Regions from separate parts of the Mus musculus genome. Here region 1 is linked to region 2. Evidence: chromatin contacts called from ENCODE Hi-C or POLR2A ChIA-PET data. All regions are on one chromosome and are shown on one strand. Each heading gives the region's core, a stretch centred on a gene start or an enhancer-like site at or near the end of the contact. The rest is flanking DNA. Distances are from core to core; before and after follow the strand shown. Region 1 overlaps Daam1 (dishevelled associated activator of morphogenesis 1). Region 2 holds the start of Daam1 (dishevelled associated activator of morphogenesis 1).

Region 1 (5,223 bases), core at 2,311-4,810, 33 kb after region 2:
ATTTATGTTACTCTGGACATAAGGCATATGAGTTGATGCTGGACCAGGTAAACATTTTGAGACTCTTGAATTTGGGGACGGGGGTGTTGGGTGAATGCTAGGGCCCTCTCAAATTTCTCTGTTATAAAAGAAGCCCAGGTATAGTGTTTCCCCTGAATTGAAACATTCACCCATGGAAGGAGCGGTAGCTTAGAAAACTCAGGAAGTAAATAAGCTTACAAGTCTCAGAACTGACTCTTGAAGATTGACGCGGCTCCTACCTAACACAGGGCAGTCACAGCTGCTGGGGGAGGGCCTTTTCCCTGGTGAGCCTGTGCCTCCATGATGGCATAGCTTCGGCTCTGCAGCTGCCCTTTGAGTCATCATCATCTTCCCATAAGGAGCCCCTCACCTCTTGCTGCCTGTGCCCTGGACTGCTTGCCGCGAGACCCGACCTGCCCTTGGGATTGGAGGTGAGGTGGCATGAGTCAGCAACACAGACTCCAGGAGCAGTGAGAAGCGCTGCAGCAAGCTCATCTGAGCACGGCTGCAAGCTCCTTAAATACCCTCCACCCGAGCCCCAGTGGTCCCAAGAAAGCATCTCTTCTAAACACAGTTCCCCATTGGCTGGCACTGTCTGCACCAGCAATCCTTGCTCTCTCAGGCAATCGTCCCTGGCATTTTCCCATAAGTGGCCACTGCCATTCTTCCTACAATCTCTGCTCCATAAACAAGCTTAAGAAAGTCATTGATTGGTCATTGTGCAGACCTATGAACTTTATTCTCTTTACTGACCCATCATATTGGTATGTCATGAAACTCAGTTTGCACAGCACTGGGGCAGCCACCAGTAACCAACTGCAAGGCGTCAGACTGGTACAGGTGTTATAGTTACTGATAATAACAACTTAGTTAAGTGATAGTGCCAATTGAATGGCTAGCTTGGTGCTTTCTGTTGCTTCCAAGTAGTTTGTGCCTGGGCCTTAGGACAGTTTTTAATGAAGTGATTTTGATGGAGTGGCCCCTGGGACCCGCAGTGTGGAGATGGGCATTGCACCCTACCTCCTTCTACACTGTTTGCTTCTCTGTATGAAGAGCCGGCAGTCTGAAAGCATGGATGTTGCCGAGGAGTTAGTGTTTCAGGGAGGAAATGTACTTGGCCCATCTTAAATCTATACTCAACATTAGGACAGTTTGAGTAGGATTAGGGGAGCAGTGATCATGGCCAGAAAAGGCTGGATAATTTGCTGTGAAGTCAGAATGCTGAAGAGACTAACTCAGTGTGCTTCAGCAGGACTTTTAGTTCTGAAACCAGACATGCAGTTTGACCTGCTTACCGTCAGTATGAGATTTCTCCCTCCCCTTTTGCTAATGGCAGGGCAGCTGAAGTTGATAAAGCTGGGTTATATGCTGAAAGTACATTGTATGAGCCTTTCCTTAGAACTTGGGAATGCGCCGGGCAGTGCTGGCACACACCTTTAATCCCAGCACTTGGGAGGCAGAGGCAGGTGGATTTCTGAGTTTGAGGCCAGCCTGGTCTACAGAGTGAGTTTCAGGACAGCCAGGACTACATAGAGAAACCCTGTCTTGGGGGGAGGGGTGGGAGACTAAACAAAACAAAACTTGGGAATGGGTGTGGCACCGACTAGCATCCCTATATTATCTTAAAGGATACTGGGAGGCTACATAGGATTGGTCCTGCTCAACTCTGGTTACGTAGGTACATGGTAAATGCCCCCATCCCCTCCCCAGGGGTTACACAGATATGGTTCAGTTTTGCCGGTGGATCCTTGTTTTGGTCAGATTCATTTTGTAACCCCTGTCCCCATATGTGTATTTGTATGTGGTGTACATGTGTTTGTGTGGGTATGTGTATATTCATGGAGACCATGTGTCAACATGGGTGCTGTGGGTCTGTGTGAACAACATGAGATAGATTGAGCCACCTTCCTAGCCTTGGAGTTCCTACTTTAGTGATGTAGAATAAGTCTATAGGATTGCTAGTAAGACAACCACAATTTTGCATTACAGCGTTGACCTCTCCAGAATCAGCCAATATATCTTTAAAGTAATTTTCTTGTGTTTCTGCTTCAGCGTCTGCTTTTGTTACTTACAAATTTTGTCACTGTTTCATAGGATGACCCTCTGTACAGAAATGGGTTTTCATTTGATAAAGGATTCTGTATTAAAATGATTTTAATACAAAAGGTGTGACACGCTTTGTTGTCCTTTCGCCGTCAGATGACTTGCTTCTGAAAGGAAGCTTTCAGGGTGAAGGGGAGAAGCCCCGTCCTGGTCTCCTTCCAGGCCGTCCGTGCAGGCTGCCTTCCAGTCACTGTGCACACTTCGACCTAGACACCTGGCTGTGGGAACGCAAGCTCTGTCTGTGATGCCCTGCAGGCTCGTTTGGGATGGCCAGGGACTAGGAGTGAGAATTGCAAGTTCAGTTTGTTCTGACACCTATCATTCTTGTAGTGTTTGTCTCTTGTGGTAAATACTATGCAGAGAGGTGCAAGGCTTCCTATGTAGGCCTGGAGTCCCTTCATGCCTCACCGGGACGGTCCCCAGCTCCCACTCATTCAGAATGAGTGTCCCCAGCACCCAGAAGCTGCTCGCACTGAAAACTCTTCCACTAAACTTCATCTTGAGGGGAGGGGTGAGTGAAGGGGCTTGTATTTATGTCAGTGCTGGACAGATAGAGGGCATATGCATAGTCAGTATATGTTGGGTTTCATCCTGTGCACAGGTGGCCCTCCCTGCTCCAGAGGCCAGCTGTCTGAGTGGAGCTACCTCAGTCGCTTACTGAGGCAGCCGAGGCAGGACTGTTGTTCCTTCTTAGCCCAGGCCCAAATACCTTAGAGTTGTAGATCCTTTGGGACATGTTTTGTTTGCTTGCTTTGATTTCTGGGGTATCATTGTAGTTCTTTGATTTGAAATAGTACAGAAAAGGAGTAAGTTTTTGTATGTGCCATTGGGGAGAAGGTTTACCATACAGCTGGAGGTGGCTTAGAACATAGAATGAAGTAGTTAATAGATTACCTTTCCTAAAGAAACGATAGCATGTGTGTTCCTTCCCACAAGTAGTCTTTTCTTACAGTGTCACATTTAATGGACTAGGAACAGAAGGAACCTTAGCAGTGATACTCAAGTCCTGCACACGTGTGGCATGGTAGGGAAAGTAAGTGCTCTGTCAATTCTACTCATCTTTCTTCAGGAAAAAAAAAAATCACTATTTTGTCAATGACAAAAATCCCAAGATCTAATGGTCTTCCTCAGTCTGAGTTAGACTTTGAGATTTTCAACAGGAAGTAATGAGAGCGTCTCAGAAAACTTAGCTCTATGTGCTCCTGCCCAGTTTTGTGCTGTCCGCCTTCTAAGCTTACAAGGAAAAAAAAAAAAAAACCTAACTGGAAGAGGAAATTGTATTTCTGCTATTGGCTGAAGAGGGTTCCAAGCATCACGTGGCTGTTGCTGAAATCTGGAAATCCACTTAACCCAGGCCGTTTTGTCTTCCCACACATTTGGAACGAACGCCGAGAGGAAAACACCTCTGTAGAAGCAGAGGGGCTATTTTTAGATCCACTCCTATTTTGGGTTTCAGTACTCAGAAATTTCCCCTGGGGGGGGGGGGAAGGTCATGTGTGTGCACCATGCTTGATGGGTTTCCTTACTCTGCTCTGTATGTACCACAGTCACCCGCAAGTCAGCACATCACATGCCATGCACATCAGTTGTCATCTGAGAGTAAACCCTGCGCCAGCCCCGCCAGCTGTGTTGGACATCCCTGTGTTGAGCATGTTTGGAGGTCAGAAGGTTAGTTTAGTTTGGATTTGCCTCTGGTTTCAGTAATATGTTTCTCCTGGTTCCTAGTGCCAGTTCATTGGCAGAACGGACTATCCCCTTTTACCTCAAAAAGGAAAAAAAAAGCTTGCTTTCAAAATACCAGAAAAGTAACCTTTCTTATGAGCATGAAATAGTAAATATTTGTAGTGCCAATTAGCCAGTAAGTACTGAAGTGTCAAATTATAAAATCACAACAAATTTAGTTATAGATCTAATTGCTTTTTCCCCTCTAAGCCACTCATAAATTGGGCAATCTCCATCTACACAATAGAATGAGAGCTCTTTGGTAATAGCCTAGCAGAGGCTTTAGGAGTGAGGCGACAAAACAATTGGAAACAGACTGATTGACATCAGCTCGTTCCAGCTTCCTGTTTTGTAAAGCAAGAGGGGATGTCCTTGATTCACGCAGACTCCTGCTTTCTGGAAAAACTGGTCTGTTTGGGGATTTATCTGCTTCCTGAAAGCTTAAATTGATTATGTGGTAGTTAGCAGGAATGACTCCATTTTGGTGTGGTCTAGGCTGTTGAAGCCTGTGGGAGTTCAACCCTAACAGTGGCCTCTCACAGTTGTATCAAAACATTTACTAGGCTGACAGTGAAGATTTCTCTCAGTGTGTTTCTGAGTGTTTTGGTCCCAGCAGGTGGGCGATGGTATAGTGTTTACCAAATTCACTCTTGATGATGGTTTAATGGTGTGTTTTCTGTTATACTTAGAGGCATGCAGGCTGATGTGTTGATTACCTGTTGATTAGCTCTGTTTCATTGGTATGCAAATGTCTGTCATAAATGGTAAAAATTATATGTACCAAAGAACTACTTTGAAATAAATTTCTTTGTAATTTACCATTAGGAAATGTTTGGTCTGTATACTTATCTTATGTCCCTGTATACTTGGAGTCACACAAAATGTTATTTAGTGAAATGCAGTCACAAATGGAGAAAGTTTAAGAAGCCCTCTTCTACCTTAAGTTCCTTCCTGTATAATCCAACACACGTGATGGCTATTTAGTCATCTAACTTCATAGTGCAGTCTTTATGAGTTTATAAAACCCTGATTGAAAACATGCCTTCCACACTGCTGTTTTCAGGGATGGTCAGGGGACAAAAACCAAGAACACAATGAAAAAAAAAAGTCCCACATATACTTGAATCCTGGCTCTTGGAGTCATTATTTCTTTGAAAGTCAATCTCATAGAAACATTTCTCCATTTGTTTACCAAGAGATGTGTAGTCTCAGTCCTAAAAACTTGGTAGGAAGTATGTAACCTTACCTAATTATACTCGTTGGTTGAAATGAGGCAGAAAGAGGCTCAGCTCCATGTTGTGGGTCTGATTTTCTTTTTAGCAAGCCCCCAGAGACCCTTTGGTGATGTGTGACTCTGGGCAGTGGCTTCCATCCCCA
Region 2 (4,698 bases), core at 788-3,287:
GAGAAGGGATTTTTTTTTCCTTTGAGCAAGAGTTTATTCCTTTTTATTGCAGAGAACTAAGAGAGCTTGCAGAGAGGGCATTTCTTCTATAAAATTATTTCTCTGAGTGCCTTAACAGCATGCTTTCATCTCTAAGGACAAACCTTGCCTGATAGAGAGGCTCCGAGTTCAGTTTATTGACTCAGTAAAATCCAAGCTCACTGATTATGTTTCCACCTAAAAGCTTTCCACAGTTATAAGATTGGGGGAACATTTAGAACCATGTGAGGTTGGGTTTCTTTCTGAATATTTTCCCACAGCCAATTGAACAATACATTAAGCCTACCCATTAGTTGGAGCATCACCGCTTGTACCCTTGTTCTGATGGCCAAAGGAACAATTGTGTTGTCTAGGTTCCACTTCAGATATTTGAAATAGAATAGATCAGAAGAGCAACAAAGTTATATCCTGCTTCTGTGGAGACAAACGGTTCTGCTCTGTACAGAATAGGCTTGTCAAAAGACGATCAGAATCCAACAGCAACCTCCTCTTTCACACACACAAAAAAAAAAAAAACCCAAAAATCAAACAAACAAACAAACAAACAAACAAAAAAACCCATCATTTTCCCTCTCCTCTGAGATGCTCCTCTAGTTCCAAGAACGTATTTCACTTGAGCCTTAGTGTTTGAAGCAGAAAAGGGAAGATAAGTAGTGATGTGATATTCCACCAGCAATTAGGTGAAGAGTAGTTGGAAATTTTAATTGTCAGTCTTCATTTCCTGAGAAGCAAAATCTTAATTTTGCTGGTGGAAGAGGGCGTGTGAGCTGATCACAGCAGTGCCATTGAGAGTGGAATGAATACAGCCCCCCCCACCCCCAAACACACACACACACACTTGGACATTTGTTCCCTCTATTTAAGTTTCTCACCTTTGGTGTTATTGAATGAGATCATGAAACCGAAAACTTTTATGTATTAAAACCAAAATCTTCCAGAAGGGTCAGAATTTCACTTCACACCCTTTGCTAACACTTGAATACACATAAAAGTGTCTGAAGATCGGGGGCAATCCTTGAAGGGTACTGTTTGCTTAAAGGTCTTAAAATTTTTATATTTTTGAAAGGAAATGTGCGGGGAACAAGGGTGGAGGGAGTGTTGTGGATTTTAAAATTTTATATATGAGTAATTAACTAAAACTTTGAGATATGCATGTTATCTTCGGAGGAGCTGAGAGCCACCAGAGCGGGAAGTCCCTAAAGGGATGAACAAAAGCATGGCTGTTCGATAGTTTTATCTCCACAGCAGCAGGCTTTCAGACGCAGGATTGTGGTGACTGTCTCTGTCTTCTATTACACAGCATTTTCATTAGTGACAGCCGCCGGTTTTTCTCAGGTTAGCCAACTAAGTTGTCCCCAGCTTTCTTCTTGACCACTCGACTCGGTCTTGGTTTAAAAGGGAAAAAAGGAAAGAGAGGAGGAAGGTGAACTAACCCAAAGTGTGGTTCAAGGAGATTCCTTTTTTTCCGCGGCTGGCGTTGTTTGATCCTTGGGGATGTGAGGAAATACTGATTCAGTATTCAACCCAGAACCCCTGGAGTCCTATGAATTAGTGGTTTTGAGCAGGGAAGGAAGAGAAAGGCTTTTATGGACCCTTCCCAGATGGGGGCAGGAGAGCCCAACCGAACAGAAGTGCCTGGCGGGTGTGCGCGAGTTCAGGACGCCCCTTGGTCCTGCAGCCTACCCGCTGGCAGGATCAGAGGTCAAGTCAAAGGGCACGGCCGCTGGGTGCCTCGCCCTCTTCCCCAAACATTATGCCCCTAGGCTTCTGACTGACCACCACTGGTTCTGCTAAACTGGAGGGCGGGGAGGGGGCGGGTCTGGGGGGCGGGGAGGGGGCTGGCACAGAGGGACAGAGATGCACCTCGGTAAATGTAGTTCCTGAGCGTGAGGATGGAGAGACTGTTTCGGCTCTGTCTGTAGGACTAGGACTACAACATCCAGAATCCTAAAGGCGAGTCAAAGCGTCCATGCGCAGTGGGTGCCACCTTGTGTCCTATCAGAGGAGACGAGGGTGATGTCACCTGCGAGTTGGTAACCTACGAGCGGCTGTGAAGGGAACTGTTTAACCGGATCCCATTGTACCGGGAGCGCAGAGCGGCCTTTCCAGCATGCAGCGGCTGCTCAGGTGAGGGGACTCCTCGGCTCGCCCGCCGCACTCATTCATTAGCGGCACCGCACCGTGGCGCGGGGTGGGCGTGCTGGTTCTTCGCGCTGTCGCGGCGCGCCCTCCTGCTGCTTCCCGGAGCTCCGGGGCCAGTAGGTAAATATTAAACTCGTCCTTCAGGTTGGGTTTGGGTGGGAACAGGACCGAGACAGCTACGAGCTGCCAATCTAGGCTTTGGAAAATGGCTGCAGCACGGCTCGGAGCGAGGCGAGCCTGAAGGAAGGCATCCCCGAGGATGGGGTCCCTCCCTTCTTTCTTTCCGAGGCGCTCGGTGGCCGTGGAGCCGGCCGGGTACATCTCTCTTCTTCCCGGCCACAGGCTCCCCGGGGCCAGGGCTGAGGGAGCTGCGGCAGCGGGCGGCGCTCCTGGGCCGCTGGCTCTGTAAGATCCGTGGGCATGGCCGTGACCGCGATTCCCCTACCATTCCTATCACCTTCGGGTCAAGTCATACTCAAAACGGAGGGGCTGACTAATCCAGGCAGTCTCCGAGTTTACTGTGTGCAGAGAGAAGAAGGAAACCTGGCATTGCGGAGGCCGCGAGCCGGCGGCTAGCTGCGGCGCGGGGAGGCTGCGTCTCCGGGGGACTGGATGGGGTTCCCCGCGTCCTGCTTCGAGGGGCGTATCGCAGTCTTGGCTCTGCCAAATGGAGCCCTGCAAAGGGCACCTGGGCGTGGGCTAAACGCTCTCCTTAGAACCATGGTGGTGATGGGGTGGTGGATAACCTAATGATAAGGTTCGCTGTGGGGGCAGGAGGGCTGGATAATCGGGTTTATCTAACTGGTGCCCAAACCAGCTGTTTGGGATTGGCTTGTCTTCTGACTAGAGAGGAGAGCAGGGCGAGGCGAGGCCGGGCCCGACCCGACCGGACCCGGCCCGGCTGGACAACTCGAAAGTCTTCTGGCTTTTCTTTTCCCTTTTTGCGTCAGCTCCATTCGTTCATTTACTCACATTCATCAAACCCTTCTACGGTCCTTTGCACGTTGCTTACAATCAAGGTTTGGGACGTTCTGTCCCCTCCCCATAAAATGTTTTACTGTGCTCAGAAATAGATTCCTCCTCTCAGTCTCTCTCCTCCACCGTCAATGTTGGGAGAGCATCCAGAGCAAATGCTGCCCGTGACCGTTTTGCCCCCATTGAATTGGTAGTTTCTTGAGATTTGAGCCGGACCTAGTGAATTGAAGCATAGTTTGCCTGCAAGACGAATCCGGTTGCCATGGCGACTTCTGCCTTTGGAATCTTAACAGCTCGCACTGCTGTTTCAATTCGTTGTGGCTCTGCGGGCAGCTGGGAGGGTGTGGTCGGGGGGGTGTGGTCAAATGTTTGCCCTGGGCCCAGCTGCTCCCTCTTCCTCACCCTCCTAGCAGCTCTGGGACTCCCCCATATTCTTTCCTACATAGCTTGGACACCATATTTTTGGACCTGTCCCCTCCCATGTGCCTATACATCATCTCAAAGCGAATTGTCTGGGGCTTTTGTTCTAAGGTAAACTAAATTTGGAAGATGTTTTTCCTCCAACGAGTGAACTGTATCTTTCCATCATTATCATAGTTAATAGTGCTGGAGGCAATTTACTTAACAAGGTCACTCTTCCCAGGCCTACACAGCTCCCTGGTCAGCAATTACCTGAAGTACCATTACCTGTAAATGACAGAGCAATTAATAATTGAAGTTGAGGTATGGAGAACAGAGACATTGCAATTTTTATGAAATCTAAACTCCAGCTGAAGATCCTTAAAGTGGAACTCTGGAGGCTGAAAACAGGAGCCCTAGGTCCTGTGCCAGCATTTTATGTGATGTCCTGCTGTGGGCTAACAGTTACCTCTGGGAGCACCTGTCATCTCATTGATAATGTAGACAGGGGAGTTCAGAGAATTCCTAACGTTGGTTTTAGGTTTAAAGTTTTGAGACTTGGAAAATGACTCCTCCTCCAAATAACACAAGGCTTAAATTCAGCTCTGACATTGTAGCATTCAACTTGTGTTGCTGGCCCCCAAACCAAGATCCTTGGGGTAACTGTTACATAAATGGACAGGACAGCTATAGTAGTATTTTAAAATTTATAATACACTTGATACTCCTATTATCCCAGCATCTGGACTTTTATGTTTTAGTCATAATTAGTTGCTTAGATTTTATGGTTTGCAGATTCACAATGAATGTAGTTTATTTGTAACTTAACTGAACAAAAGGCATTTAAATTATACTAAGATGTTTGTTTTTCATCTCCTGTTTGCATTCTCTTCCAAGTGTGGTATCTCTCAGAAATGGGGGATGGTGTGCATAGGAGTGTCTATGCAAGTGCATTCATGTGCAGGTTAATACTTGGTTGTTGTGCCAAGTGGATAATGCTCACCGTCTTAAGCTTAGTTACATCACTGTGAGGCAGCACTAGCACAAGTTAGCACTCTCTTGTTTATGTATTTATTTTTGTTCTCGGATTTATAATGACAGCAAAATGTCCTTCGTTTATTAGCTTGCTTGTCAATGCTTCTT

Evidence for each region. Hi-C counts contacts between places; a loop is a spot of excess contacts on that map. ChIA-PET counts read pairs that join two places held with the same protein, here RNA polymerase II (POLR2A).
Region 1: a loop to region 2 is called in a map of heart, with 2.9 times the contacts of the local background. The contact joins the enhancer-like site here to the promoter of Daam1 in region 2. A Hi-C loop is called at or near these places in 6 of 37 maps with a recorded cell type or tissue (T-helper 1 cell, T-helper 17 cell, heart and 1 more). POLR2A ChIA-PET finds 5 or more read pairs at or near these places in 3 of 5 experiments (all embryonic stem cell).

What each region holds. Positions count from the first base shown.
Region 1 is chr12:71,860,536-71,865,758 of GRCm38, forward strand. The region is part of intron 1 of Daam1 (dishevelled associated activator of morphogenesis 1); the gene reads left to right. Among named protein-coding and RNA genes, the nearest start is that of Daam1, 32 kb to the left of the region's middle. Within about 2 kb of position 3,561, at least 1 of the 3 ENCODE cell types and tissues checked has a DNase peak (open chromatin) inside an H3K27ac peak, as active enhancers do; it is heart, where a contact is called at or near this core.
Region 2 is chr12:71,829,031-71,833,728 of GRCm38, forward strand. It overlaps Daam1 (dishevelled associated activator of morphogenesis 1), which reads left to right and starts at 2,038. Exons shown (of 26, transcript NM_026102.3): 1 at 2,038-2,301.